3 separate regions of the Homo sapiens genome follow, and regions 2 and 3 are each linked to region 1. The links are chromatin loops, found by intact Hi-C in ENCODE. Cell type or tissue: MCF 10A. All regions are shown on one strand. Links, peaks and the distances in the headings refer to the core of each region. The heading gives the core; the rest is flanking DNA.

Region 1 (10,453 bases), core at 1,367-9,366:
CCACAGGAAGAAGCAGCAACAGAGCAAAGAAAATAACATATTATCTTTTTAAAGACACCTAGATTTGTTTCTGAGGAGGATGAGGAGGCTTTCGAGATACTGAGAAGGGAAAAAGATATTAGAGCTGAGAATGATCTTTGTGATACTAAAAGCTACTTGAGGTTTGCGGTGGGGAATGAATGAGCTGACACCCGAGTAATAAACCTTAGGCTCTCACACGTCTCCACAGAGCCTGTTTGGAAACCAGGAAAGAGTAAGTGACTCAAGTATTCTAAATTTTAGTAAAAGAAGAAGGTAATCATCTCACCACCTCCCTTCCCCTCCCTCTTCCTTTGTGCTTGGTTTTCCTCAGGTTCTTCTCATATTAAATAATTAATATTTAATAAAAGGGTCACTCTACAACTATGCTTTTGCCCTTGTGCCAATCTTGAAGCAGGGCTCTATACTTCTGTGTTTTTCTCTCAAAGGAAGTTCACTCTCGAAAAGTGAGAATGCAAACTTTACTGAACATTTTATAAGGAAGACCGAAGAGGGGATTTACACCTCGTGATGCTCAGAGTTTAATTTCCCAAATCACCGTGAGAAGTCCCTCCCCAGTTCTATTCTCAGCTGTTGTTCTTTGGGTCTTTAAAATCTTCCACCAAGTAGCTTCTCAAATTCTCTGTTTTAGAGAAATCTTCCCTTCAGCCATGGTTCTTTTGCAGAAAAATTTCACTTCTCACCTCTCTCAGTCGTTGGCACCAGCCCACCCACAGACCTCGAAGCCCAGCATTCACTATGGTTTAGCAGAGGATTCCCCCTAAAAACTCACACTTTCTTTTGCAAGGCATTCATGAAACAACTGCTAAGAAAAATGAGATGTTTTTGTATTACCACAAGAACATAATTCATTGGGGAATGATACCTTGCAAAGTTTACCATATGCTTTGGGTTTCTTAATTTTTAGAATATTTGCTATCTTCTTATCCAAGCTTGGAGGTTGGGTTTGGTGGCAGTGGAGATAATTGAATTCTTGTCTAACCACATTTTCAGAATGACATCAATTATTCTCCCATTTTTAAGTGAATGTTTCCAAAGCATTCTGAATGGCTATTTACCCAGTAGCTGAGAGAGAAACTGGGATTTTGTTTTTTTAACTTCTCCATCTGTGAGGAGTGGCCAGCCATCTTTATTCCTTCTCTTTATGTAGGGGCTACCCTCTTGGGGGTTTCACAGTATTTCTTGTAAAGACCATGAACTTGGGCTGTCACTGTGTGATAACAATTCCTTTATGCCCACGACTGAATCTCAGATTCTGGCTGGGCGCTGTGGCTCATGCCTGTAATCCCAGCACTTCGGGAGGCTGAGGCAGGCGAATCCCTCTAGCCCAAGAGTTCGAGACCAGTCTGGGCAACATGACAAAACCCCATCTCTACAAAAATCTGCTGTTCATGGTGGCACAAGCTTGTAGTCTTAGCTACTCGGTAGGCTGAGGTGGGAGGATTGCTTGAGTAGGGGAGGTGGAGGTTGCAGTTAGCCAAGATCACGCCATTGCACTCCAGCCTGGGCACAGAGTGAGACCCCGTCTCAAATAAATAAATACATTAAAATCCAGATTCTAAGATGTTAGAATTACTACCTTAATTTTAAGGTTTTAATATTATTGATTGCTTATTCTCATGGGGACACCAGAGTTTGGTGATCCTGGTGGTCCGTATCCCTGGGGGAATTCAAGATGTTTGCTCAAAAGTTGGCTTATCAGCGTTTTGCTCCCTTTTGGCGCTTCAGCTTCCTGCAGCTTCGTGTAATTTGTGCATTAATAGTGCTCATTATGATCATGGGGGTCTTTTGATGTGAAAATCAGGCTTGATGTAGACTTGATATGTATTGGGATATTTCAAAGATATTTGTTAAATGCATCTGGAAAATTCAGGATGTCTGTTGTTGAGTTTCTAGACCTGTGCAGGGAACACCTTTCCAGAGGTCATTGTGTTTTGTATTTTGCTGCTCATTATTTTTCTTCCCTGAAGAACTGTTTTGTTTTGTTTTGTCACTTTCCAAATCTGAGTGAGTTCTTTTCTCCTTCCAACTCCCCTGCCTGTGATATTCTTTTATCATGTCATCATTATTTTATCAGTAATTCTGCTCACGCCCAAGAATTTTGCCTCTTCTTCCTCAGCTTACTGATTTCTATGGCATGTCTTTTTTTCTCAGTATTTCTTCCTAGGTCGGACATTTCCCCCAGTCATCCTTTCTCTCGCTTGATGCATGTCACATCCTAGGAAGCATCAGCTACTACATCTGCCCCCTCCTTTTCTCTTCCGTCCCCACCGGGCTTTCCTGGAGCTGCTCCTGCCACATTTACTCCATGTCTTGGGCTCACAGTGCTTCACTTCTATCCTTGTCATTCAGGGGTAACAGTTCAATGATCTTTCCCCTTCTCTGTCCACTGAGTTCATTTACAATTTACAATCCAAACAGTTTCTGGTTGTCAGCTTGCCTGACTGTAACCTTTAATATTTACCCTGCTGTCCCCTCCTCCAAACTTTCCTGTCATCTTTCATTTCTGGAGTTGTCAATATCTATCCCAAGTTGTTTATTTTTCTTTCTTTCTTTCTGTTACTTCCTCCCTCATCCTTTTTTGCTTGCTTTCTCTTGACTTTTTAATTTTGAATAAATGATAGATTTGCAAAAAGTTGCAATGATAGCAAAAATAGTGTGGAGTGGTCCTGTGTGCCCTTCACCCAGTTTCCCCCAATGATCACATCTTACATAATTGTTGTCCTGTATCTGAGCCAGGAAATTGACATTGGTACAATGCATGTGCATAGTTCTATGCCATTTTATTGCATGTGTAGATGCAACAAGATACAGAACTATTTAATCACCACAAAGATCTCCCTCATTGTAACCCCTTTATAATCATATTCTACTCACCATTCCTAGCCCCATGGCAACCATTAATCTGTTCTGCAGTCTATAATTTGTCATTTGGAGAATGCTATCTAATTGGTATTGCATAGTATATGATACATTGAGACTGGCTTTATAAAATTCAGCATAATGCCCTTGAATTCTACCCAAGTTATTTTGTGTATCAATAGTTCACTCCTTTTTATTGCTGAGTAGTATTTCATAGTATGGATGAGCCACCATTTACCTATTGAAGGACATTTTGGTTGTTTCCAGGTTTCGGCACACACATAATCTTTTTCCTTTTTAAAGATCTTTTTCCTCTAGGTTGCTGCTTTCTAAAAGGAACTTTCAGGAAAAGAAAAACTTTTGGGGGAGGAGGATTTACCCATTGGTTCTTTTGCCTAATTAAGGGTTAGGTTCAACCCACAGTGATTGGCAATGTAAATAAACTATTAATATTTTCTTTTCAGAAACAGCCTTGCTTTTGACATCCTGTTCCAATTCTTGGTTGTCAGTAAATGCCCTCCCTGCTTGTCTTGTTTGTCAGTGAATACGTTAAATTTGACCTCTGTGGAGGTGTTCCAATATAAATTTTGATCACGAACAAAAATCAGGTTTAGTTATTTTAAGTTAGGATGTTAATTTAAAGTGACTACATTGTTACAAGAGCTTTGGTGCCTGTTCAGGAGATCCTTAAAGTTATTTCTGGCAAAATGTATTGAAACTAGGGGACTTTAGAACTCAGACCTCAAGGGAAACAGGACAAGCTGAGTTTTAGCTGTTTGACTGGAAGGCTGGGTCAGCAAGCAGCCTCTGCTTAAAAAAAAAAAAACACATGCTCATTTTCCAAATGAGTTTAGGCTCAATATTTTGTTAACCCTGCATATGTTTGAGAGGGAACTCCTGAGCGCTGGCTGGCTGAGCTGGTTTTATCTTGGTTCTAGTAAATTAGTAGATTGGCCTGACATTTTTGGCATGCAGTAATGAAGGTTGTCATAGGTTTCCTTTCTGTGAGCAACTTGGCTTCCTATTATGTTTGAAGATTTCACATATTTGCATAAACTGAAGTTGAGGTGATTATATGGGAGAGAAATAAAAGTGCAAATATTTAAATATTACAGGATATTTTAGAGTCTTTTAGGGTAAAAAGGGGATTTAATATATGTGAAATGGAAGTTTGCACTGGCACATTAAGACTTTCTCTCTCTCTCTCTCTCGCCCAGACTGGAATACAGTGGCATGATCATGGCTCACTGCAGCCTCAACTTCCCTGGCTCAAGGGATCCTTCTGCCTCAGCCTCCTCCGTACTGGGACTACAGGCATGCACCACTGCGTATGGTTAAATTTTTTTTTTTTTTTTTTTTTTTTTTTTTTTGAGATAGAGTCTCTCTCTGTTGCCCAGGCTGGAGTGCAGTGGCACGATCTTGGCTCACTGCAACCTCCACCTCCTGGGTTCAAGCAATTCTCCTGCCTCAGTCTCCCGAGTAGCTGTGTTTACAGGCACATGCCACCACGCCCGGCTAATTTTTGCATTTTTAGTAGAGATGGGGTTTCGCCATGTTGGCCAAGCTGGTCGCAAACTCCTGGGCTCAAGCAATCCTCCCTCCTTGGCCTCCCAAAGTGCTGGGTTTACAGGTGTGAGGCACTGCCCCTGGCCGCCTTCTTTTTTTTAAAGTCCTCAAGAAATTAGAAATTTTGATAATGAAAACAATAATCAGAATCTTTTCTATTTTATGAAATTTCTAGGTCTTTGCTTTGCTGGTAACATTCAATTAACATCTTTGTGAAAGTAAGATTGCCCCTCCAATGCCCCCAGCCTCCTATTCCCCACTTCCGATTTCCACTGCTCCTTAATGTGTGGGAGATGATAATGCCTTGTATACATATAACTTATGCCTGGAGGAACAGAAAACAGTTTGAACACTTTGTCTAATGAGTCCCTAGTTTTCCTCAAGGTAGGCGGAGGAAGGTGAGCTGCACATGGGCCCAGTGGATCTCTGCGTGACAAGCACTGAGTCACCAAGTGAGTCACTGGTGAGGCGGGAGGGAGTGGTCCACCCAGGCTAGCATTCTCAGGCTAGCGCTCTCAGAATGTTTTCACAATATCCCAAGGTCTCCACAAGTGTTTCATGAGGTTACTGTAAGATTCATGTATCTCACAATCAAATCAGAATGAATTCGAAACAACAAAGCAAAAAGACAAAACCACAACCATTTGGGGAGGATTTCTTAGGACACCTTAGAGAACAGATCATTCTAGGGCAGTGTTGTAGCTCAGGAAACTTTGAGACACAACTCTTTTTATCCACCTTCCTTCTTTCTCTTTCCTTCCCCCTTCTCTCCTTTCTTTCTCAATTTCTGATGGGCCCAATCCTGGAACGAGGCCATTTAGGGAGACGAAGTGGGGAAGTACAGCAGCTCTGTTTTCAAGAGAAGTTACTGGTCAACATTCTTGGCCTTCTTTAGCAATACCATGAGCCCACTCTCATCTCACTCTCCTCTCACTATTACTATCATCTAATAATCAGAATTCTTTATTAATCAGTCTATTTTGAACATCTGCTATGTGACAACTGATTACTGCCAATGATGACTCAGGAGTGAAACATTTTCAACTGGCTCTGGATGATTGAAATCCAGATTTTACTGGGTGTTGGTGTTCATGCTAATCCTGGGAAAAGTGAGAACCCCCATGACGTGACTAGCCATGGTAGCAGTCTAATAAACAACGTCTCTCATTTGCTGGTGTTTGTGGATCATGGAGTTCCCAGTTCCAGTACTTCCTAGGCAGTGAGACTTCTAACCATTGAGCCATCTGGAGGCCTGCTGGGACCTGGCCATTAGTGTACAAAACATTGAAGCAATGGTGAAGATGTGGGAGAGCAAGTGATCAAAGCTGAGAAGCAAGACAAAGTGACAGGAACTAACATCTATTGAGCATCTAGTGAGTGCTAAGTATTGGGCTACGGGCTTTAGTGCATGTGGTCTCATTTGTCACTGAGAAATGACAACTGACCAGTGACAGAATCCTCACCAGAAAAGGTCTCAGGTAATGTGGTTTCAGAAGAAACCAGTATGGGTTAGGGTGCTTACACTGGCAATTCATAGAAAATGTAAAAACTTTCCTAAGTGATAAGGACACTTGTTGGCTCAGGAGAGGAGAGGCCAGTGGCTTATTGATGCTTGTAAGCCCCCAGGTTACCTCTATCTCTGCCTATGAGGGTTCACTCGCTCCTGGGGCTTGCTGTCTTTGTGAGCATAGAATGGTTGCCAACACATTAATGCTAGTGCTCCCTTATCTGTGTCCAGAGAGTGCGAGTGAGTGAGAGAGAGCGGGTTTCTAGTACTTCTTCCGGAAAAGCAATGTACCTCCTTCCTAGAAGCCTCTTAGCCATCCCATCTTGTTGCCTAGAACTGGGTGACACGGCCAATCTTCAACTCTAATAAGGAGGATGGAATTACCTTTACAGGTTTAGACTACCAAGGGGGTACTCTGGGAGTTAAGAGTGGGGTCAGTGGGCAACTTGGAAGCAAGGTGTATTCAAATGGAAATCTTGCTTTTGGTAAGAAGGAGCAAGCCCTGAGCTATACAGAAGTGAAATCAGGTTCTATGCAATGATATTTAGAAAGAAATTCATCAAAAAGATGTAAACAATTTCTGCTTTTACAGGGGAAAACAACAATTACCTGGGTTGTTCACTCAAATTTCACTCCTAAGCTCCAGATATATTTGGTAACCTTATGCATTTTAAATACAACAAATCCAAGATGGCAGCCGTCACTGCTTTGTTCTACCTCATCAAATGTGCTCTTCCTACTGGGTTCTCCGGTTTGTTCAATGACACCACCCAAGCATAGACACCCAAGCAACAAATTAAAACCCTTTCTGCCAAACTCTTATACCTGGATATGCCAGGGTGTCTCTGAAGTTATTTGTCATAAAGGGACAAAGCCTAGTTGGCAAAGCCAATGTTGATATCAACATATTTGGAATCACCTTCAAGCATGTTTCAACGTGTCTATGACTACCTGTCTTTTATGTAGATTTTATTTTATTTGGGCCAACTGCAGCATCTAGAACACATGACCTCAAGTAAGCAAGTTTAGTCCTTGCATTTTTCTTCTGGGGCTAACCTGTGCCTGTGAGAGAGACAGCTAAAGTTAAAGGCACATGCCTGGCTGCATGCTGAAAGGAGCAAGAGTTTCACCTGGTGGTAGCAAGATCGCTCTGGGGGCAGGTGGTGGTGAGTGTTGGCCGAACTTCAGAAATTTTCTGTAGTTGTAACTGATTTTGCCTGGTTGTGCTGTGAGTGCCACACAGTGTTGTGCACATCTCTGGATGTAAATGTGGAATTTTAAAACTTTGCTATCTGGCTTTAGTCAACCTAAAACATGGACTTTTTTAGCCAGGCGCTACCCCGGCTCACCAGACAGGTTTGCCACAGGGAAAAAAAAAATGAAGTGTAAGTTTGGCTTCAATTTACTTACAGACCATAACATAGACCCTCAGAATATGCTTTTGGTTTTTCTTGGTTGCTGTTTATTGCTGTATTAATTCCCTAGGGCTGCCATAACAAATTACTAAAAACTGATGGCTTAAACAACAGAAATTTATTGTGCCACAGTTCTGGAGGCTGGAAGTCTGAAATCACGCTCCCTCCAAAGGTTCTGAGGGAGGATCCTTTCATCATTTTCCAGCTTCTGGTGGCTCCCGTGTTCCTGAGACTATTCTGTTTTCAGCCTCCATCTTCACATAACCTTCTCTGTTTCTCCTTCTTCTGTCTCTCATAAAGACACTTATGGACACTGGATTTAGGGCCCACCTCAATAATCCAGGGTAATCTCATCTCATCTCTTAATTACGTCTGTAAAGACCATTTACCCAAATAAGGTCACATATACAGATTCCAGGATGTGGACCTATATTTTTGGGGCCATGATGAAACTCACTAGAGTTGCCATGCTTCTCCTGAGATCATGAATATTGAGACATTCAGCACGGTTCGTGGCTTCCAAATCCAAGGATCGGTGCCACCGCTCAGAAGAGCTGCTTCAAGGAAGGTGAGTCTCAAACATCCAAAATGGCAGGCTGTATCCCTCATAATCGTCTTGTTTCCTTGTTGTTTTAGTTATCACCTGGAGAGCTGTACATGCACAAGAAATAACTTTTGGGAGATCCCAGTGAGTAGCCACCAAGTTCCTTAGATTGTATCTTCTAAATCTCTGAGTCCATCATACCCTTCATTGCCACCACCACTGCTTTATTGAATCCCCATCATTTCTTCCCTGGATTATGCCTTTACATTTCCCCTGCCTTCTCTTCAGCTCCCTTTCTCCACATTGCTTTCTGGCAGATGTTGTAATCTGGTGTTACCTGCCTAGTGCTTGGTAGCTTTCCCTTGTGCCTCCAGGCCCATCCTTCTCCACTCTGTCTTCTTCTTCCAAAGCTCTATTGCCCTGTGGCTTCTGGCTGGGTTTGGTCAATGGGGAGCATTGGTGAGATGGGAAAGATGGAGTGGTGAGGGGGCATTTACCTCCCTAACGTTTTCCCTGGGGGTCACTGCTGGCTGGCTGCATCTCTCAACTGATGCTGACAGCTTCCATCAGATGCCTTCTTCACATGTCTTTCTCCTCCAAGCTTTAGTACCCATTTCTTTCTTTACCCTTCCAAACCTAAGGATGGCAACAGTGCCCTCTGTGGTTTCCCTACCTTGCCCACACCTTTAAACATAATTCCTTTATAAACTCTTCTTGGTGTGGTGGCTCACGCCTGTACAAAGTGCTAGCACTTTGGGAGGCCGAGGTGGGTGGATTGCCTGAGCTCAGGAGTTCGAGACGGGCCTGGGGAACACGGTGAAAGCCCATCTCTACTAAAAATATAAAAAATTAGCTGGGTGTGGCAGCGTGCACCTGTAATCCCAGCTACTCGGGAGGCTGAGGCAGGAGAATCGCTTGAACCTGGGAGGCGGAGATTGTAGTGAGCCGAGATTACACCATTGCACTCCAGCCTGGGCGACAGTCTCAAAAGAACCAAAACCAAACAAACAAAACGTGTCTTAAATTACCGATTTCAATGTGCCATATGTTTCTTGACTGGACCATGACTAATACATCCATGCTTAAAGCATGTCACTGGCTCCATCTTGCCCAGAGGGCAAATGCATTAGCCCATGCTGGGGAACAAGGCTCCGGCCTTGCTTCCAGACTTAGTATTTCCTGACACACCCACGGTACTCCTGCATGCTGATGGACTTTTGGTTTTCTGTACTTGCTGTGGAGATTTTATAAGTGATGTTTTCTTTCCTGATTTATCTGCCTGGGCCTTTTCCATCCTTCAAGATTCTGCTGGAAGATTACCTGTTGCCTGTTGTTTTGTTGACCTCCCTAGGCAGGGCTAGCTGCTTCCTCCTCTGTGCTCCCACATCGATTATATAAGTCCATTACAGTGCTATTCACTGCGACAAGTGTTTGTTTGTGTGTCCGTTTTCCTTCTGGTCGCTGAACCCTTGACTGTATACCTGACTATATCCCATTTTTCTTTGTTCTCCAAGTGCCTGTTGTTTTCTCAGGTAGGATTAATAAATATTTTGTGAATGAATACACTTGTTTTATGGACTACATTATTTCTCACCTTTTCATATCAACAAGATTGCAGCAATAAAATGTCATCTTCATCTATGCAACTGTGCATGCTGTTTTGTGTCTTGATGAGTATTATTTTATCCTTATGACAACTCAGAGAGATTGAGTAGATGGGAAGCAAATTTTCCCGTCATGTAGATTGTTACTGGCAGAACTTTGCCAAGAATCTAGACCTTTTGATACTGATTTGCTCTTCTTTTCATGAGACCATTTTGCCTCCTGAGATGCCAGATTTTAAAAAAACAACAGAGCCCAGGAGCAGGCTAACCTAATGAGCACCACCCCAAGGACCACTTCAGATGGAAGGCAACTCAGGCTGCCATAGAGATAACTCCAAGTAATTATAAACACATGTCAGGAAGACCGAAGAGAGAGAGCTTGTTGTCAGAAGGGTTCTAACGAACAGAGCTGGTCACATTACCGGAACCTAACTTGCTGTTGCGAGAGAATTATGTCTGATGTAGGCTCCAGGGACTATCAACAGAACATAACACTTGGATTAAAATTAGGAATGAACATCAAAAAGAAGTATTCCGGGACCCTGGGGAAGGGCTGGCAACCCATGGAGGAAGGAGTGGATTGTTTCTATAATTCAAGCCATATCCCATGAGAAAGTAATATATAGGCAGCAGCACAAATAAAGATAAATTCAAGAGCATTTGGGGCAATTTCTGTTATGTCAATAGAAGGCTTATAGGTTCTTCCCTCTGCCTTAGGGGAAGGAGCATTAAGTTGAAAGCGCTGCCAATACAATGTAGCTCACTTGTGAGGAACATTCACAGAGATAACTATCAGAGAATTTCAGGAGGAGAAGGGGTCTTAAAGGTCATCTGATGCTAGGCCTTGTACTTTTGGATCATTTCCAAGGGGAAGGAAAAAAATGAGACCTGAATACTCCAATTGAGTGAGGGTCAA
Region 2 (10,453 bases), core at 1,395-9,394, 55 kb before region 1:
GATGGCTCTGCAAAGATGGGGGTGCAGAGTGCAGAATGGGAGGCAGGACTGGAGACCCATGAAAGGGAAGGTTGGGACCCATGGAGAAATCATGTCTTATGCTGCATTGTTCTGAGAATTTCCTTGCTCTTCCCTGTGCCCCAGGCGTGGGGATGGAGAAGGTACCACCACCTCGTGAGCTCTGCTCACGAGCCGGGGGCTGTAGTGGTGGGATGGAGTGGGATTTCTCCCTGATTCTCTGGAGAAAGCAAAGCAGAAACATACCTTATCATGGATGTAGCCATGGCCTTGAAATCAGGGGCTCAGGGAAGGAATTTCTCCACTGTCTTGTCTAATTATCAGGAGTCCCTTGGAGGAAGTCATTTTTCTGTCTTATGGGGTATTTACCCACCAGCCAGGGTGGATGTTTCTGCAGTGACCAAACTGCTGTACACAAGTGAGGGGAGGGCTGGTGGACTCCAGATTACTTGGTCTTTCACTCTGCAAAAGAAAATGTTTTAGGGCCGGGAGCGGTGGCTCATGCCTGTAATCCCAGCACTTTGGGAGGTCAAGGTGGGCAGATCATGAGGGCAGGAGATGGCTAACACGGTGAAACCCTGCCTCCACTGAAAATACAAAAAAAAAAAAAAAAATTAACTGGGCATGGTGGTACATGCCTGTAGTTCCAGCTACTCGGGAGGCTGAGGCAGGAGAATCACTTGAACCGGGGAGGTGGAGGTTGCAGTGAGCCAAGATTGTGCCACTGCACTCCAGCCTGGATGACAGAGCGAGACTCTATATCAAAAAAAAAAGAAAGAAAAGGTTTTAAAATTTACAAGTCGAGGAACAGCACAGGCTCCGGGTGGGCCCAGAGACCAGAATCTGGAGTGTTTGCTAGCACAGGTGTGCAGGAGTGGCAGCGGGGAGGGACACGACCCAGAGGCCCCCACAGCTCTGCTTTCTGTGCCCTAGGGATGATATCATTTATTTCTATCCTTGCACGATGCAGGTGACTGCCCCCAGCAACCCCCAACCCCCTCACCAAAACTGGCATCTCTGAAAAGCCACAAATGCTCAGTCAGCCTCCAGTGCGATTTTAGCACAACATATGGAAATCTACTGGGGCCAACTCTGCAACTATCTGGCAAATGATAGGTATGTAGAATTGCAAACTATTCTTTATGCAGTTTAACTCAGGCTTTTGTATCACTCTCCAGTTTCCCTTCATAGATTTCCTTGAAGTTCTGCAAGTCCCCTCCCTCATCTGTGGCTGAAAATAATCCCTATGCACCGTCCAGTCTCTGTTAGGCTAAGACTGCTCCGTTGTCCTGCTCCTAGAGGAATTCAATGAATTATTCTTTTTCTTTCCTGGGTTCATGTCCTTGGAGATCCCCTCTGGCTTCAGAGCATCCCTACACATTTCTCTGTCGCTTCATGCTGTGGCTTTGCCAGTTTTCTCATGTTTTCTGAAATCCCTTCTTTTTAGCAGAGGTAGGTTTCTGCCCAGGCATCATTTTCTTAGTCTTTGCGTATCACATTCTGTCAGCCCTTCTCTCCGTGTCACTCTAGGTTCTTCTTTTCATTTTAGAACAGATGTTAGCATTTTAAAAAGTCCATTTCTGATTGAGTTAGCAATTCATGATTAGTTACTCTGGGTCAAGCAGTGTACCAGGCACTTTCATTTCTCAGTAATTTACAGGGCACTCCTGCATTGCTATTCCATTTTTAGACATGAAAATACTGTCACCCGATGAGTTACACTGGTAGTAAGTAGTGGAGAAGCTCCTCTAACACAAAATCAAATTCTCTTTTCTCTGTATCACATGTGGTTCCCTCATAGCTAGATGGAGACCACTCTCAATTTCACATAACATTTAGAAATGTCTCCAGTTCTGGCCGGGCTCAGTGGCTCACGCCTGTAATCCCAGCACTTTGGGAGGCTGAGGCGGGTGAATCACTTGGGGCCAGGAGTTCAAGGCCCGCCTGAACAACATGGCAAAACCCTGTCTCTACTAAAAACACAAAAATTAGCCAGTCATGGTGGTGCATGCCTATAATCCCAGCTACTCAGGAGGCTGAGGTGGGAGGATCGCTTGAACTCGGGAGACGGATGTTACAGTGAGCTGTGATCAGGCTCCTGCACTCCAGCCTGGGTGACAGAATGAGACTCTATCGCAAAAAAAAAAAAAAAAAAAAAAAGAAAGAAATGTTTCCAGTTCCCCCACATGCCTGTCTTGGAGAGGTAACTAATCCAAAGTGACAGATGAAACTCCATTTCTTGTGTGTGTGTTTTATTTAATGTTGGTCAATATTGTGGACAGACATTACCCTCCCCTTTAGCGAACAATGAAACAATTGATTAGTTTAAAGATCCAGCTCCAGATTTGTATGTCTATGACATGGAATGAAAATCCATGTATATTACTCCTCTCTTCATCAATCCATCTCCTGATTTTGTTCAGGCCTGCTTGTCCTTTCCTTTTCTAGTTTTGGTGCCTGGACATCCAGGCCAATTTACATAGCCACTTTTCTCTGGCTCTTGAGTCACTCAGCATGAGGCACAACACGGGCCAATAGGACAACACACAGATATTTGTTATATGGGCAGCAGGAACAGAGGTACTGAGAGATTATCTCAAATATTAACAGTGCATGACTTAAAAACAAAATATGCAATGGACTGGGACCAATTCCATGTCCTCTAGGACCAGAAACAGGAAGACATATTGGAGGCGCTGGGAGTCCAAGTCATAAAGTCAAAAGGAAGAAGACATTGATAATCAGCCTGGGACCATCCATAACTGGAGAATTTGAAGCAGAGGGAAAATAAGTGATTTGGGAAAGGAAAAACAGATTCAAACACCACAAAATCTTATCTCAAATTGGGAGACCCCTTGACCCTGGAATGGTGTTATTCATGAAGGTTTAAGTTGCATAGCTCCACCATGCTCGCCATTGGTGCCTCTTGTGTGGAGGTTAATAATGTACAGCACTGCTCTGAAGTATTTTTGTGTCCGTTTGGTCTTCCTGGCTTGAGGATGAAGTTCTTAAGGGCTGGATAACGTCATACACAGATGCTCCTCGACTTACAATGGAGTAAGGTCCCAGTAAAGCCATCATAACTTCAAAATATTGTAGGTTGAAAATGCATTAAGTGCACCTCATCAACTGAACTTATCGTAGCTTAGCGTAGCCTACCTGAAACATGCTCAGAACACTTACATGAACCTGCAGCTAGGCAGACACCTCTAATGCAAAGCCTATTTTATAAACAAGTCTTGAAAATATCATATAATTTATTGAATACTGTACTGAAAGTGAAAAACAGAATGGTTGTATGGGTACTTGAAATACGGCTTCTACTGAATGCATACGAGTTTCGCACCATCATAACATCATAAAATCGTTCAGTTGAACATTGTAAGTCAGGGACTGTCTGTTTATCTTAGTGCCAAGTAGAGTGCCTTGAATGGAGCAGATGACCAAAAATATTAACTGATTGGTAAATCGATTGACATATAATTAAAAACTCAAATGAACATGAGACTTGAATAAATCACAATTTAAATGTGTTCCTTGTCAGTCGTACTGTTAAGGTGGAAGTCCTGAGCCCCTGTATTTGTTAGGGCACAGGCTTATCTTTTCCTTAAAGATAAGGTATTAAAAAAAGAAAGATCTTGAATTATAGTGATGTAAATAGGATTGAAGTTTCCTTTTCTCTTATGTAACAGTGTGCAGAGGTCAGCAGGCTGGGGCTGGGTCCAAGGAAGCAGCTACAGCTGCAGCCAGCAGGAAGGAGGAAAAAAGCCAGAACCATGGGTTTGTGTTGTTTCCCAGGGCTGTGACCTAGAAGTGGTATTTATCCTTCTGCTCACATCTCATTGGCTATAACTTGATCACATGGCCACACCAAGCTGCAAGGGAGCCTGGGAAATGTAGTCTTCATCTGAAGGGCTGTGCCCAAGTACAATGTGGGAGTTCCATTGTTAGAGATGGGGAGAATGGGTATTACAGCCTCTGATATAGTTCCTAAAGTAAAATTCCCTAAGAGCCTCCCCTTAATCTGAATCAGTTGCAAAATAAATCTTGAGTAGAGCCAGCTTTTCTGTTTTACTCTCTGTGGGTGTAGTAGTTTTGTTTACTTTGACAAGACAGCTCTCATTGACAATTTCTGTGATTTCATGAAAAAGTGGAGTTTTTTATTTTTATGAGACAAACATTTATATTTCATTTTTACATAAAAGATACTCCTTCTCCATAAAGCCAATAGAGGCAGAAAAAGTACACTCGTTAATAAATTCTTAGATTTCCCAGAAAGGTAGATACCATAGTATAGGGATTAAGACAGCAATCCAGGAGGAGGAGGTAGTGGGAGGAAAATCTAGAACTGTCCAAAGGATCAGACGTCTATGGTTTGGGGTACCACCTCGACCATTTATTAGCTGTGTGATCATGATCACTTTACTTAACTGCTCTGAACCTCAGTTTTCTCTTCTGTAAAATATGGATGATAATATGCACCTCATTACAGAATTGATCCTGAGAATAAAAGAGGTGTTACAGGTAAAGCACTTTGGGCTGGGTCTAGTTTGTAAAAGTTGCTTAGTGAAGCCAACTTCCTTCCTCCCTCCCTCCCTCTCTTCCTTCCTTCCTTCCCTTCTTTCCTCCCTCCCTCCCTTCCTTCCTGTCTTCCTGCCTTCCTGCCTTCCTTCCCTCCCTCCTTCCTAAGAACAAGGGCTTAGCATTGTTCTTGTGAGGTCATTGTTCTTGTAATGTTAAAAAAGGGAGTAGCATTGTCCTTGTAATGCTAATGTCCTCCCTCCTTCCTTCCTTCCTTCCTTCCTTCCCTCACTCCCCAATTCCTAAAAAAAGGGATTAGCATAGTCCTTGTAAGTAAGTGGAAGAACCTCTGAAGGCATTCCCTGTGGTTACCCATCAATACTCACAGCCTGGGAGCAGTCCTTCAGAAGTAGCTAAAAAACCCCCAAATTTTAGCTCTGATCTAAACACAGGGCAGTAACCAAACCAGCCAGAGGAGCTGGGGACAAAGCTGAGGCAACTAACAGCACAGGAGAAATTCCCTTCTCTCTGCACTGAATACATCTTTAAGTGGTACTGACCCTGCGAACTGGGGAGTCAGGAGCTGAGGGCAAGCAACAGGTGTCTGCGGAGCTGGAGAACATGATACCCCTAGCCCTTTAGAAGCTGTGTGAGGAGGCTGAGAATGTTGGGGAGGGGGCCCATTATAAACTGGAAACAGAACCCACCTGACGAAGGTTTGGGATATGAGAGAAAACATGGCTTCTGCAGGAAACAGGCTGGATATTCTGGGCTGACCCATCCATTTGTTTGTGGAGCACGAGCAAAGCCAAGGCTAGAAAGATGAGCCACACTTGGGCTCCATGGTGCAGCTAATGGGCTGGACAGAAAGGCTGGACTCCCAGTGAGGCTGGAAGACCTCCCTCAGGGATGCAGGTCCAAGGCTGTTTGGGCTCCTGGGGCCAAGGGAGGAAACCTGGAGGAATTTAGACACAGTGGGAAAGGGTGCATTTTTTTCTATGATGAAGACATTCCCTCCTAGGCAGACACTCTTGTTTGTAATGTAGGAGGAGAGTCTTGCTTCTAGGCTGGATGTGCTGACTCTACAGGGGGAGGGAGGTGGGGAAGCAAGACATTGTGATAAGAAGATTTAAAAGCTTACCAACTTGAACCTACTTATCCCTGCTCTGTTTTCCTGGAGGCAGCCTTAGAAAAATAAGCCCTGTCCCTCCCTTCCTCCCTCCCCCAACCCTTCCCTCCCTTTTTCCCCTCTCCCTCTCTCCTGCCCTCCCTCCCCTCCTTTTTTCCTCCCTTCCTCCTCTCCTTCCTTCCTTTCTTCCTTCCTTCCATCCATACCCTCTCTTCCTTTTTTTCCCTAGCCTTTGTCTCTCTATGCTTCTCTTCTTTCCTTCCCTTCTAACACACATTCATTTAATCCTGATTATTTGCCAGATACTGTCTTAAGAGTTGGGAAAAACAACCAGTGAAGAAAGATTAAAATTCTAATTGAGGAGACAAACAATTAACATCAATTGCTGCCCAAACATCTTTATCTTTGTTCTCTCCAGGTCAAGTCTATACCTGGCCTTTTCCCCTAGGCCCATAACATGCAGCCCTAAATTGCATTCACTTGGTAGTCAGTGAGGGGGTGATTTGTTCTTTTGCAAGGAAGTTTCAGGGAATAGACTGTGGCTGCTGAACACTGTTTTACAAATCACCTGCACCCTATAGATGTTGACAGTGTAGAACTCTACCCAGAATTTGAAGTCTCCTCCCCTGGGGGCATATGAGAGACTGAGATGAGATGAGATGATGAAATCTCCTGAAATACACAGGCAAGCCATGGGAGAGCCAAAAGATTTCTGCCCCAGAGAACTGGAGTAATTTTGGTTGGTTTTTGGGAAAACATTCTAAGATGGGCACAGCATTGTGCAAGGTCTCAAAGCTCAGCTGCCAAATAATGGTGTTCAGTACTTAATCCTGTTGATTTGTATGATAATGTTTTACCCATTTTCAAGATCAGTCCATACACAATTATGGCAATGTAAAGTTATTCTTTTTTTTTTTTTTTTTGATTTAAGATTCCCCAATATATGTTGTAAATAGAATTGGCATGGCTGAGATTTATTTTTGGTATCATGAAAGAAGCTTTTAGATTTCAATTTAGAAAACTGGGACAGGAACACCATTTCTGGCCATTTTTGGCCACACTTGTTAATTTACAAAATGAGGATAAGAGAGGCCAATTTAGAGAAGTTGTGGGGATTAAATATGATAAATGGAAAGATACACGGTCAACTCTCAAGCATTGTAGAGATGTTAGATTGTATTATGACTGTGACTGTTATTCCTCAAGTGTCAGCTTACTTTTAAACAGCTTTGAATGGCCTGGTATCAACTTGGGCATTTTGAAGATCAACTATTCAGGGTATGAAACTAAAAAATAATTGCGATGGTTGGACAGGGACTATGAAAATCTGTTCCCATGCTCCTTTCGATATAACAGTTCTCTAAAACATTTGGAATTGTCTTTAGAGATGTCGTCATGGTTCATTTTCTTTCCCAAGGCATAAGACTTAGGCAATTGTTTTGGGATTAAAGTACATTTTATAATTGGGAAGAACAATCTCTGCCCAGTGATGGTGAAAATGCCAGGGGGAATTTTTGGACAATTGTACCCGTTTATGACTTCTTCTTTCTCCCTTGAAGAGAGGCTAACTTGTGGAAATCTTCTATCTAGATGGCAAGGTTATAACATTGGTTAACATGTTACCAAAGTTAACTTGCTTGGAGGAGCTGCCAAGGGCATTATTAGGTTATCTACCAGGATGCCAAAAATATTTCCAAGATGGAAGGAGATCCATGTTGACTATCAAGGGCCTTTGCTTTAGACAGCTTTTACCGCTGACACCCAGAGCTGGTGATATGGAGCAAAACGAGTCTGAAAGCCAGGCATGTGTTTCCGGACAAACATGGCCTGGACAAACAGCTCCTCTCTTCTCTCTGTCAGTTTCTTCCTCTGTCAAATGGAAAGTCCATTGCTAGATTTCTACCTCACAAGGTTGGTCTGCGAAGATGTGAAGACCCTGCCAGAGGAGTGTCTCAATACAGAGTACTCTTCTGTGGGCTAAAAGAGCTGTGTTTCAAACACTGGAATACATAAAGCATAACTCCTTTGCAGCCCACACCTTCTAGGAAGTAATATGGACTGAAAACCAGTGATCCATATCCTGCCAGGTAGAAAGCTGTGCTTTGGGAGCTGGAAGAGAACTCTTCCTGCCACTATGGTACCATTTATTATTTTATAGAATACTCAGTTGGTTTGCAAAGAGCAGACCCATTAAGTAAAATAAAACAAAATTAGCTCTGTGATCTTATAAATTGGTCTGTTCTGATGACAACAGACAATGATAGAAAGAAATTGTTACTTGCTATAGATGTTCTAGTTATTGTAAACATAGGACTGTGGTTTTCATGGGATGCTAAATGAAGGAATCGTTCTCCTTTTAGCATCTGGACGTCAATCCAGTCCTACTTCTGTTGAATGCCGCAGAGTACACTTTAAACCGTTGGGACCTTTAATACCCACTGACAGACTGCCAATGAAGACCCGCTGTGTTCTGAATTGCAAAATGGGGGAGGGAGGGAAGAACACTAGCAACAGGATGGGATGTGAGGTCCGTTCCTGCTTGTGGCACAAGTCCAGTTGGTCAAACGTAGAGGTTGGAGGAATCTGGAGAGAGATACGGTGACAGGCTTAGTTCCTCAGGCAAGGACCAGGCTAGTCACAGTCCGGGTATTTAGTTTCTGACCTTCTTGGTGAGGCAAAACCATATGCTCCTGGTTCGGAGAAAACCAAACAATAATCTGAAAGCCAACCCCAGGAGGAACCAACTGAGAGTTGTGCAGAGGCCAGTGAGGGTGACCTCATTTCTCACTGCTCTGCTCTCTGCTCTTAGATGGCCAGCACCGGGTTCTGTTTTGTTCTGTCTCCCATCCTAGTTCAAGGACAAATACCCTCTGGCTCTGAGCTTACCCTGCTTATGGCTTGACACATGTGTGCCTATTTCTTTTTCTCTTCTTTCTTTTTTTTTTTTTTTTTTTTGAGACGGGGTCTCACTCACCTCAGCCTCCCTAGTAGCTGGGACCACAGGTATGGGCCACCACTCTTGGCTAATTTTTGTATTTTTTTGTAGAGACTTGATCTTGCCATGTTGCCCAGGCTGGTCTCAAACTCCTGGACTCAAGTGATCTGCCTGCCTCTGGCCTCCCAAAGTGCTGGAGTTACAGGTGTGAGCCATCACACCTGGCCCTACTTTTTGAAAAAGCAAAGTACTTGTGATAACACATCACTAAGGAGCAGGCGGACTATCAGCCCAAGGCTCCCAAAGCACATTTCCTACTGTCTTTTACCAATACATGCAGCTCATCTCCACTATCTCCATCCAGAGCAGGTATGTAGAAGGTCAAATCTTAAGGGGCTTTAGGGTTCATTTTATAGTCCACCCTCCTCGCTTTTAAAGATGAGACAAGGGAAGCCCAAGAATTAAAGTGATTTTCCAAGACCACAGGTGGTCAGCGGCCGAGCTGTCAGAAGAACCTCATTTCCCATGTCTTCCATGCGGACGTCCCTGTGGGCAAAGATCCTGGACACTGTGCGAGTGGTGCTCTGGGCTGTGCAGCGACTCCTGGCCTACTGCCTTTTCAGGGCTGTGCCCTTGGGATTGTGGCCTTTGTCTCCTTTGTCCTTTTTTAGGGTTATCCCTGGTATGGTTTTAATATGCCATTAGACCCTTGAACAGTGTGGGAGTTAGGAGCACTGACTCCCACCCCTATGGAGAGAAAAATCTGCATAGGAACTTTTTGTTTTTTTTTTAACAAGGGCTTGCTCTATCACCCAGGTTGGAGAGCAGTAGTGTGATCACAGCTCATTGCAACCTCGACCACCCCCCATGCCCCACCCGGCTCAGATGATTCTCTTGCCTCAGCCTCTCGAGTAGCTGGGACTACAGGTATGCACTACCACATTCGGCTAATTTTAAAAATACCTTTAGTGGAGATGAGGTTTCTGCCATGTTGCCCTGGCTGGTCTCTAACTCCTGAGCTCAAGTGGTCCTCTCGCCTCAGCCTCCCAATGTGCTAGGATTACAGGCATGAACCACTGCGCCCAGCCTGTGTGGAACTTTCAATTCCCCTGAAACTTAATTACTAACAGCCTACTGTTGACCAGAAGCCTCACCAACAACATAAACAGTCAATTAACACATACTTAGTATGTTATGTGTATTATATACTATATTCCTACAATAAAATAAACCAGAGCAAAGAAAATGTCATTAAGAAAATCATAAAGAAGAGAAACTATATTTACTATTCATGAAATGGAAGTGGATCATCATAAGGGTCTTTGTCTTCATCATGTTGATGTTGAGTTGGCTGAGGAGGAGTGGGGGTGGTGGTCTTGTGGTCTCAGTGGTGGCAGAAGCAGAAGGAAACCTGCCTGTAAGTGGACCCTCATGGTTCAAAACCATGTTGTTTAAGGGTCAACAGTCAGTGTCCCTCTAAAATTTCTGTGTTGGAAGCTGAACCCCAAGGTGATTGTATTAAGATGTGGAACCACTGGGAGGTGATTAGGCCACGAGGAATCTGCCCTCAGGAATGGGATTAGTGCCCCTTATAAAAGGGCTTGAGGGAGTGAGTTTGTCTCTTCTTATCCTTTAGCTTCTTCTGCTGCATGAGGACACAGACAGAAGATATCTTCTTCTTGGAAATAGAAACAAGCCCTTATTAGATATGAAATCTGCTGGTATCTTGATTTAAGACTTTTCAGCTTCCAGAACTGTGAAAAATAAATTTCTATTATTTATATATTACCCAGTCTAAAGTCATTTTGTTATAGCAGAAGGAATGGCCTGAGCCTGTCACTTAATATCAC
Region 3 (10,453 bases), core at 1,658-9,657, 98 kb before region 1:
TGGCCTCCCAAAGTGCTGGGATTACAGGCGTGAGCTACCATGCCCGGCCGAAGCATTACAAGTTATTAATTTATAATCTCAACTCTTGAGTGCATAACTTTTGAATCTTTTGGGTGATGAAATGAGAACCGTGCATAAAGCACTGCTACTCCATATTGAAATACAATGGCTATCTCGAGACAAGTCCTTGTGTGACTGCCTGAATTGATAGCTGAACTGGCAGCCTTTTTCATGGAACATCAATTTTCATTCGAAAGAATGACTATGTTCATTTCCTAGGGTTGCTGCAACAAATGGCCACAGCCTTGGTGCTTTAAGATAACAGAAATTTATTCCCTCACAGTTCTGGAGGTCCCAAGTCCAAAATCAAGGTGCTGGGAGGGCCCTGCTCCCTCTTGAGCACCTGGGGTAGAATCTGTCCTTTCCTCTTGTGGCTTCTGGTGGTGATGGGCATGCTTTGGCGGTCCTTGTCTTGTGGCTGCATCACTTCAGTCTCTGCCTCCGTCTTCACATGATCTTCTCGTCTTTGTGTCTCTGTGTCTTCTCCTCTTCTGTGTGTCTCAAATCTCTTTCTGCCTCTCTTATAAGGGACTTGTCATTGGATTTAGGACCCACCTGGCTAATCCAGGATAAGCCCCTTTCCTCAAGATCCTTAACTTCATCACTTCTTGGGCCTTAAAAGGTAACATGCACAGGTCCCAGGGATTGGGAAGTGAATACATCTTTGGGGTGTTAGAGGTGGTAGTGCATGTTTTTCTGCTTATCACAATGACAGATAAGCTATAGTTATCCAACCTAGGGTATTTGCCAAATATTTTCTTAGAAATGAACAAAGTGAACCTATCACTTCAAGGGAAGCAATGGACATTTTTGTTGCCAATTAGAAAGTTCCAGCTTTCAAATAAAAAGTGGGATTTTGGAAAACTTGTATTTACCACCATGAACTTGCCAGTTTCTCAATATTTGAATACTTATCTGATAAGAATGTTGCTGATACAAAATGTATGGGATTTAAAAAAAGTGTACATATATATGTCTTCTTTAACAAAATGTGTCAACTTTTGGAAGTTCTGCATAACTCAGTGAATCAATATTTTACAAACGATCAGTGCTTAATGGTATAAAATCATGAGTAGATAAAAATCTATTTACAGTGCAAGATAGACCAATGGATTATAATATACTAGAGTATGAACAGTTTACTGATAAGGTTTCAGATTTTACACTGAAACTAACTTTCAAGAAACTATCACTTTCACAGTTTTGGTTAATATAAAAAAGGAATCTTCACAATTATCTGAAAATACTATTACAATTCTCTTCCCTTTACCCAGCACAAAGGCTGCGCGAGTGAGTTTTCCTCATTTACTTCAACCAAAACAGCATATCACAAAAGATAGAATGAAGAAGTAAATACAAGAATCCAGCTGTCTTTATTAAGCCAGACATTAAAGAGCTTTATTTGCAAAAATATAAAGCATTACCACTGTTGTTGCTATTTTTTTTTCATTTGGAAGATATGGTTATTTTTCATAAAATGTATTTTTGTTTTGTTTTGTTTTGTTTTGTTGAGACCAAGTCTCACTCTATCAGCCAGGCTGGAGTACAGTGGTGCGATCTCAGCTCACTGCAACCTCTGCCTCCCGGGTTCAAGCAATTCTCGTGCCTCAGCCTCCCGAGAAGCTGGGATTACAGGCACCCACCACCACGCCTGGCTAATTTTTGTATTTTTAGTAGAGGCGGGGTTTCGCCATGTTGGCCAGGGTGGTCTCAAACTCCAGACCTCAAGTGATTCACCCACCTCGGCCTCCCAAAGTGCTGGGATTACAGGAGTGAGCCACTGCGCCCGGCCAAAATCTGTGTGTGTTTTTAAAATAACATGTAGTGTTTTTGTTTTTGTTTTTATTTTTGTTTTTCAGCAATGTAATAAATATTTTAACAACTTCATCAGTTTAATTTACATTACGGTAAAACTGACAGATACAATTCACCAAATGAAAGCCCTTTGAGGTCCTCAATAGGTTTTAAGTATGTAAAAGGGTCCCCAAACCAGAAAGTCTGAAAACTGCTGTTGAATGAATTTAGACGGCAGTGGGAGTCAAGGCTATGGGACTCTGGATGAACTCTGTGGAGACTGAGGAGGCGCCGCTCACGTGCTACGTGGCAGGAAAGAGGAATGAAGGGCAGAAAGGGCACCGAGCGTGGGGAGGGGCCGTGTAGCGGGACCACGGGATTGTGGTTGGGAAGTAATGGGAAATTGAAGGCCCAGGCTGCGTGGGGTCAGGTTGTGAAGGTGTGTGAATCTGACATGCAGGATTCACCGGGAGGTGTGGGAGAGTACTGATGCTTCTGCGAAGGGGGCGCGGGCAGCCGGTGGGGGAGGCTTGGGATCGGCGGGGGAGGCAGAGCCTGTCCTGAGGCTATAGCTCTGGCTCAAGCATGGGTAATAAGGATCACGCCTGAGTCAGTGTTGAAGAATTGTGAGACTATGAAAGATTGAATACATGGAACAGACATTTTGCGGGAAAAAAAAAAAAAAAACACAACCGTACATGATAAACGGTGATAAAAGGGGTGAGGGAAAGCAATGGGACCAAGGTAAAGTTGCTGTCATTGCGTAGCAGCAATAATACGACATCTGAACATCTGAAGCTGTCTTTCCAACTGTCAGACTAGAAAAAAAAATCTATTCATTCCCCATTCTTTCACCTTCCTTAATTCTATTTTTTTTTTTTTTTTTTTTTGAGGCGGAGTCTCGTTCTCGCCCAGGCTGGAGTGCAGTGGCACGATCTCGGCTCACTGCAAGCTCCGCCTCCCGGGTTCACACCATTCTACTGCCTCAGCCTCCCGAGTAGCTGGGACTACAGGCGCGTGCCACCATGCCCGGCTAATTTTTTGTATTTTTTAGTAGAGACGGGGTTTCACCATGTTAGCCAGGATGGTCTCGATCTCCTGACCTCGTGATCCACCCGCCTCGGCCTCCCAAAGTGCTGGGATTACAGGCGTGAGCCACCGTGTCTGGCCAACTTCTTTAATTCTAAAGATGAATTGTGTAATGTTCACACTGATTGGCCAAATTTTTGGTTAGGACCAGAGTCCCACTCTTTGGAATAATCAGCAAAAAGTTTTGCTAAACAAAGTGGTATTTACACCAAAATTCAGAAGATATATTCTGGTCTAGAGGCATGAAAGAGCCAGGTCAGTTCACTAAGTGAAGATGGACTTTCTCAGAAAAGAATGCAGACCAAGGGAAAAGAAGAGGGTCCCATTGCTTTCAGAAAAGTGGAGGGCATGGGCTTGGTCTAGGGACATTGCTACCATGGCAGAGTGAACATGGCTGAGGACCACAGGCTGTGTACTACTCCATTATTCTCCCATTCTCCACCAATGGCTGTGCCACAGCCTCTTTGGTGACCAACAGCTTCTTAGTTATATTACCTCTTGAAGAGTGTACGTTACTTGAAACTCTCTTTTTTGGTTCCTCTGTCATCACTTTTTCTTGGTTTTCTTGATACTTCTCAGAACAATATTTTTGACTCCCTACAGGGCTCCTTTTCTCTCTATCCCTTCCTTCTTTTCCTTTCTTTCCTTTTCTTTTCTTTCTTTCTTTTTTGACAGGGTCCCACTCTGTCACTCAGCCTGGAGTGCAGGGGCACGATCATGGCTCACTGCAGCCTCTACCTCCTGGGCTCAATCCATCCTCCCACCTCAGTCTCCTGAGTAGCTAGGACCACAAGGTACATGCCACCATGCCTTGCTAATTTTTTTTTTTTTTTTGGATGGAGTTTTGCTTTTGTTACCCAGGCTGGAGTGCAGTAGTGCAATCTTGGCTTAGTGCAACCTCCACCTTCTGGGTTCAAGCGATTGTCCTGCCTCAGCCTCCCAAGTAGCTGGGATTACAGATGCCTGCCACCACACCCAGCTAATTTTTTGTATTTTTAGTAGAGACGGGGTTTCATCATGTTGGCCAGGCTGGTCTCGGACTCCTGACTTCAGGTGATCTGCCTGCCTCGGCCTCCCAAAGTGCTGGGATTACAGGCATGAGCCACCATGCCTGGCCTTTTTTGCATTTTTTGTCAAAGTCTCACTGTGTTGCCCAGGCTGGTCTTGAACTCCTGTGCTCAAGTGATCCTCCTGTCTCGGCCTCCCAACGTGTTGGGATTACAGGCAAGAGCCACCATGTCCATTGTTTCTCAACCCTTTAATCTTTTTTTTTTTTGGAATTCCATCCTTGGTTTTGTTTCCTACTCACTCTATTCTCTCTTCCTAAGTGATCTTATTCACTGGATGGTTTTAATTACTGGAAAATAAATTCTATGTGGGTTGAGATTTTATCTTCTTCACAGCTATATTTCCAGCACCCAGAAGAGTACCTAGTGTATCGTGGGTGCTCAGTAAAGAGTTTTTAAGAGGTTGAATGAATTGCCATTCATAGGCACAATCTAAATGTAACCCTAATAAAACCTAGTTGCCTTGAGTCCAGCTTAACACAGTGCAAATTAAAAGGAAACATAAATTTGACTACAGAATAAAGTATTTGTGAGTGCAGATGGGTAGAGCCTTTCTGGAAGGCAATCTGGCAATTCTTAGTTAAAATAAGTATGTGTACACTCTATGACTCAGTACTCACTTTCCTACTTATAAATCACAGAAAAAAAAATCTCCTATGGGTCTATAAAAGAACATGAATGAGGATGTTCATTCCAGTGTTATTTGTGGAAAAGAGAGTTGGAAGCAATTTGAACATCCTTCACTGAGGAATGTCAAATGAAATGTGGCAGATGTATAATAGGGACACCATGAAGCAATCGGAAGCAACTGGAATGAATAGCATGTAAACACAGCAGCACACATCAACCTCGAAAACATTGTTTCGTGGGATGAGGTAAGAAACATAATGCTCTCTTTTGCACAATGTCACTTACGTAAATTTAAAACATGCACAGCGGGTCGGGTGTGGGTGTGGTGGCTCACGCCTGTAATCCTAGCACTTTGGGAGGGCAAGGTGGGCGGATTGCTTGAGGTCAAGAGTTTGAGAACAGCTTGGCCAACATGGTGAAACCTCATCTCTACTAAAAATAGAAAAATTAGCTGGGTGTGATGACACATGCCTGTAATGCCAGCTACTCGGGAGGCTGAGGCAGGAGAATCACTTGGACCCAGGAGGCAGAGAGGTTGCAGTGAGCCTAGATTGCACCACTGCACTTCAGCCTGGGCAACAGAGCCAAACTCCATCTCAAGACCAGCCAGGCCAACATGATGAAACCCCATCTCTACTAGAAAAAAAAAAATACAAAAATTACCTAGACGTGGTGGCAGGTGCCTGTAGTCCCAGCTACTCGGGAGGCTGAGGCAGGAGAATTGCTTGAACTTGGGAAGCGGAGGTTGCAGTGAGCCAAGATCGCACCATTGCACTCCAGCCTGAGCAACAAAAGCAAAACTCCTCCTCAAGAAAACAAAAACAAAAAAACACAGAGCTGCAGAAAATATTCTAGCTCATGGTTTGAGTGCTATTTACATAGGTGTATACATACATGTAAATTCAACAAGCTGCATACTTAAGGTTATTTTGCTTTACTGTATCCATGTTATACCTGAATAAAAAATTAAAAAGTGCACATGAAATATTATATATAAGAAAAATTAACGAAATAGAAGGATACACATCAAACACATTAGAAAATGGCTTGTAGTGGGGAGGATGGAGATAAAAGGGAATGAATGAATAAATAAGTTAAAGAATTTCTTTTTAAAAATCAAAAATGGAGTTTTGCATGAACCAACATGAGAATGTGCCCTGGACTGAGAAGTCTGAGGTCTCTTCCATATATTTCATCTATTTGTCTATGAGTCTATCTATGGAATTATCTACACATTTTGTTGATGGTTCCCCAAACCATCCACAGCCCTACTCTCTTGTCTCAAGTCCAATTCTACATCTCCTGTTGCCTGTTAGGCACCCCGAACTGGAAGCTCTTGATTTGTGTCTTAAACACTAAAAACAGAACAAAACAAAACAAAACAAACAAAACCCCAAACCAAAAACACAACGTTAACTTCCTTGAGAGATGGTCTTTGCCAGCATATTGAAATCCTGCTTACTGCAGGAATCTAGGCATCTCTCCATATGCTCTAGGTTGGAGCAAAATTTTAGACCAGCAGCACCGGCATCACCTGAAAGCTTATCAGTAATGCAACATCTTAGGCCCCACCCCAGACTTACTGAATCACAACTCTTTTTTTTTTTTTTTTTTTTTTTTCTGAGACGGAGTCTCGGTCTGTCGCCCAGGCTGGAGTGCAGTGGCGCAATCTCTGCTCACTGCAAGCTCCGCCTCCCAGGTTCACACCATTCTCCTGCCTCAGCCTCCAAAGTAGCTGGGACTACAGGCGCCCGCCACCACGCCGGCTAATTTTTTTTTTTTTTGTATTTTTAGTAGAGACGGGGTTTCACCGTGTTAGCCAGGATGGTCTCGATTTCCTGACCTCGTGATCCTCCTGCCTCGGCCTCCCAAAGTGCTGGGATTACAGGCGTGAGCCACCGCGTCCGGCCCACAACTCTCTTTTTAACAAGATTATAGGTGATTTGTTGTACACGAAACCTTGAGAAGCACTGCCCTGTTTCTTGTTGTACTTTCTTAACTGAATGCAGACTACTGGGTAGAAAGAAGTGGAGACTCCTTCTGGCAATACCTAAGTGGGGTTAAAGACATGCTGTATTCAGGCTTTGTATGCCAGGATCTGTTAGATGAAGAGTGAGCATCCAGAGTTCTAGCCTCTTCTTGGGCGAGTGTCCTTGGAGAGGCCATTCCTCATTATGCATTTCAATAGCACTCTATATTAACAAAGCACTTCTCCATCAATTTATTAGTGATTCTCTCTCAAATTCTCTGCATCATCTTTCCAAGCAATAAATCGTGGTGTATTTTCTTTGTAACCCATAAGTGGTCGATAAGTAAACAAATGGGTTGAAAAGGTAACATAGCAGAAAAGTGTTTCAATTTTCCTTCATCCGTCCTCCATGCATCACTTAGGGAGAAACCAAGTGTTCAGAGACTCCATCTGTATTTAGAATATCATTCTAAACGGAGAGAAGGAGGGAATAACTTTATGTTACATTATAGAAACCATTAGTTTAATAACTTTAGACAGGTTTGAAGAGGTGGTCTGTCAATTCAATGGCATTAGCTAAACTGAAGCCCGACGTCAAAAAAATTAAGCTAATGCTTTCCACTTTCTGACTGTATGTATACCATTACTGAGCTACAGTGTTGGCACAGAGATTAAGTCTATTCTGTGTTAGTTTATAGGCTGCCTCAGTTTGAGTTGGGCATAAAATAAAACAATGAATATGTACTCCTATTTTTCTCCTGTATAAATTGACTCTTGAAACAGCTTTCTCCTTGCCCAGAGTAAGGGCAGTGGGTGGCTATGAAATCCTCTCTATCTGCATGCATTCGTCTCCGGAAATCTCTTTAAGCTCTCTACTTTTCTCTGTCTTGCTTCTCTGCAGTTCTCTGCCAGACACCTTTAGCTTAGTGTTTCAGACCTCCCTTTCTAGTGTCTTCTTTTATCAGAGACATGGGCTTCGCTTCCCTGTTGCTTCATATCCACAGCCTCAATCAAGCCTCATACAAACCAGGCTTCTCATTTCCCTCTCCAGCTCCAGAGTAACAGCCCTGGCAGGCAGCCTGAGGAGCCTGGGGTCCACTCCCTCCTAGCAGGGGTCAGATACCCCCATTCATGCCAGTCATTGCCAACTTCTTAGGATAACCCAAGATAAGAAGCAGAATATGCAGACCTGTGATTTCATGGTCAACCTGTCAATTTCTGAGATGGTGACACTCTCATAGTCAATGTTTGACTCCTACAATAAAAAGATTTCCATCAAGACAAAATAAAGAAGCAGCAAACACTGGCCCAATGAGAAAGCTACCTGTTTATATCATTAAAAAAAATTGGCTTGATTCAGGTGCAAAGACAAGTTGCAGTAGCTAAATAAAACCAACGTGAGTGTAGATGAGGAAAAAACAAAAGGAGAGAGAGTGGATCGGAAAGAGACAATCTTCTGGTGGGCAACATCAAAGAACCCGCTGACCCCATCAGAATTTCACGAGTGCCGTGCCAGCACTCAGTAAGGAAAAGCAATTATTTTAAGAAAATCTATTTGAGGGTAACACCGTCATTATCCTTTTAATGGTACTGCTCTAACAATCCAGTTACAGTAGGCTTTAAAAAATAAGAAGTGCTCCTTTTGCCAATACAATTAAGGCATTTTGGAGAGGCAGATGGTATTAGTTCAGCTTATAGAGGCTTTTCTTGCCATGTCTAGAAAAGAACATTTTTGCAAGTGCAGTATGGTGCAGTAGCCAAGTCCAATATAGGTGTGCACAGCCAATGATTGTAGTGGTCTACCAAGAAAAAAAATAAATAAATAAATAAAACGCCAGTGCAAATGGAGCTTCTTCTAGGCGTCAGACAAATCTGTTTTCCATCAGTGGAGAATGAAGTGGAAAACTGCTGTGCTTTCCAAATAACAAGAGAAGAGATAACTTTTGGAAAACTAACAAGAAGTTTCCCTGCATGTAATAAATCAGTTGCCCCGAAACTGGGTTACTTCTCTTTCTCTGCCTAGGGCAAGTACTTTTGTGTGACATTAGGTGATTCAAAAGGGCTTTAAGTTTAGCTAATTAAAGGAACTTGGAGAGGGAGCTGGAGAAGCAGGAGCAGACAATTGAAAAGGTTAAAGGTTTCGTCCACATCCATTAATCACCTGAAATCCAAAATGAACCCATAGAATACTACTCTTGAAACTCTGTGAGGTCCTGAAGGCATGTGTTTCTTTGGAAGCTTTGCTATACATCTGCTATTAATAGGCCAGAACAATTAGAAATAGTCTCCCTCCAGCAACATGCAAATAACTCCCTTTTTCGATTAACTAGGGCAGAAAGAAGCAAAAGTAGAAAAGTGAGAGAAATTGAAAACTACATTGCCCTAAAATTTTGTACTCACACATCAATCCCAATTTGGTGGTAAAAGTGGAGATCGGTTTTGTTTTATCCAGATAACCCCATTACACACAAAGGAAATCTACTGATAAGGAATGATACCTTTGAAGTGGTAGGGCTGGAATTTTCATACAACTGTGTTGAAAACCAAAACCTTTCTCCTTACTGTAAAATGCTTTGTGAAGGGTGCTGGGGGGGATCTTTATTAACTAACTCTGGATGATGTTGAGCTACTCACTCTTTTTTGGCTTTAGATTCTTCAGCTGTAAGATGTAAAGATGTAGTAAGACATCTCCGTCACATTCAAGCTCTTACTTTCTATATGACCATGCGTGCAGTCAGTACATGACCCATATGTTTATAGAAGTGCATGTCTAACCAGGGAGATCACACATCCACACAATGAAAACTGTCAACATAAAGCAATGCATTTTAGGTGTCAACTTATTAGTACAGGTATTAATTTATGTATAATCCAGGTGCTCCACTCTTAAGGCAAATTCGTCCATGACCCTGCATCCTCCTGTAATATGTACACTGTACCTCTCTCCTTCCTCTCATAGCCAGGTTTCTAGAACCATTAGTCTTCATGTGCTATCTCCATGACCTCATCTGTCATTCAATCCTCAACCCACTGAAATTTGGCTTCCATTTTCCCAGCTCCAGGAAAACTGTTTTCCACCAGGGTCACCATCCACCTCCAAGTTGCCAAATCCTATAGACTCCTTTCAATCCCACCCCTCTCTTGCCTTCTCAGCATTTTGTACTGTTGACAAGTTCCTGTTCTTGAAACTGTTTCCTTCCTTTGTTTCCAAGACCCCATTCTTCCCTGTTCTCCTCCTTCCTCACCAACTGCTTTTTCTCAAGGTTCTTTTATCGGTACCTTTTCCCTACCTGCCCTTTAAATCCAGGCACTGCTTTAAGCTGTTTTTGGCCCTGATCACAAACTCTCCCTCTCTAGACAAAAACTTTTTATGCCCTGTAAATGCTGCTGAATCTCCAATGTGTATCTCTATTTGAGATCTCTCTATCCCATAGTTTATATCTGGATGTCTCATGAGTACCCCAAAATTATATCCAAAATTCATCTTACACCCTCCCCCCTATATGTTTCACTACCTAAAGTCAGTTCCTAACTAAATGTACAGCCTCACATTTTACCTGTTGTTCAAGGTAGAAATTTGGAAGTTACTGTGAATTCCTCTCCCTCCCTCATCCTGCCCCTGCCATGTCTAATCAGTTATTAAGAGCTGTCAATTCTCCTATCTGTTTGTCCCTTTCTCTCTCCCTGTTCCATCCTCGCCCTGGTCCAGGCCCTCATCTTCTCTCTCTGAACCCTTTGCAATGGCCCCCCACCTGTTCCCCGCCTCTAAGCCTTTCTCATGCCTGTCATCTTCCCTACTGGCATTGGGTTCTTTCCCACATCTGAATTTGATCATGTCACTCCC

What was found. A loop is a pair of places that touch in the nucleus more often than their neighbours do. Peaks named below come from ENCODE experiments on the same cell type or tissue, not always from the same donor. Only the 100,000 strongest peaks of a DNase experiment are listed, where the experiment ranks them.
Region 2: a loop joins it to region 1, with 13 times the contacts of the local background. A loop is called at or near these places in 6 of 110 quality-filtered maps.
Region 3: it touches region 1 in a loop (25-fold over the local background); 4 of 110 quality-filtered maps call a loop at or near these places.

Annotation. Positions count from the first base shown.
Region 1 is chr6:14,738,624-14,749,076 of GRCh38, reverse strand. No RefSeq gene overlaps it. Among named protein-coding and RNA genes, the nearest start is that of LINC01108, 460 kb to the right of the region's middle. RefSeq lists an enhancer at 4,767-5,966. In MCF 10A, for the core only: no CTCF peak of the experiment used is centred there; DNase peaks (open chromatin) are centred at 4,936 and 5,586.
Region 2 is chr6:14,793,512-14,803,964 of GRCh38, reverse strand. No RefSeq gene overlaps it. Among named protein-coding and RNA genes, the nearest start is that of JARID2-DT, 450 kb to the left of the region's middle. In MCF 10A, for the core only: no CTCF peak of the experiment used is centred there; DNase peaks (open chromatin) are centred at 3,884 and 6,314.
Region 3 is chr6:14,836,513-14,846,965 of GRCh38, reverse strand. No RefSeq gene overlaps it. Among named protein-coding and RNA genes, the nearest start is that of JARID2-DT, 400 kb to the left of the region's middle. RefSeq lists a silencer at 2,134-2,428. In MCF 10A, for the core only: no CTCF peak of the experiment used is centred there; a DNase peak (open chromatin) is centred at 4,905.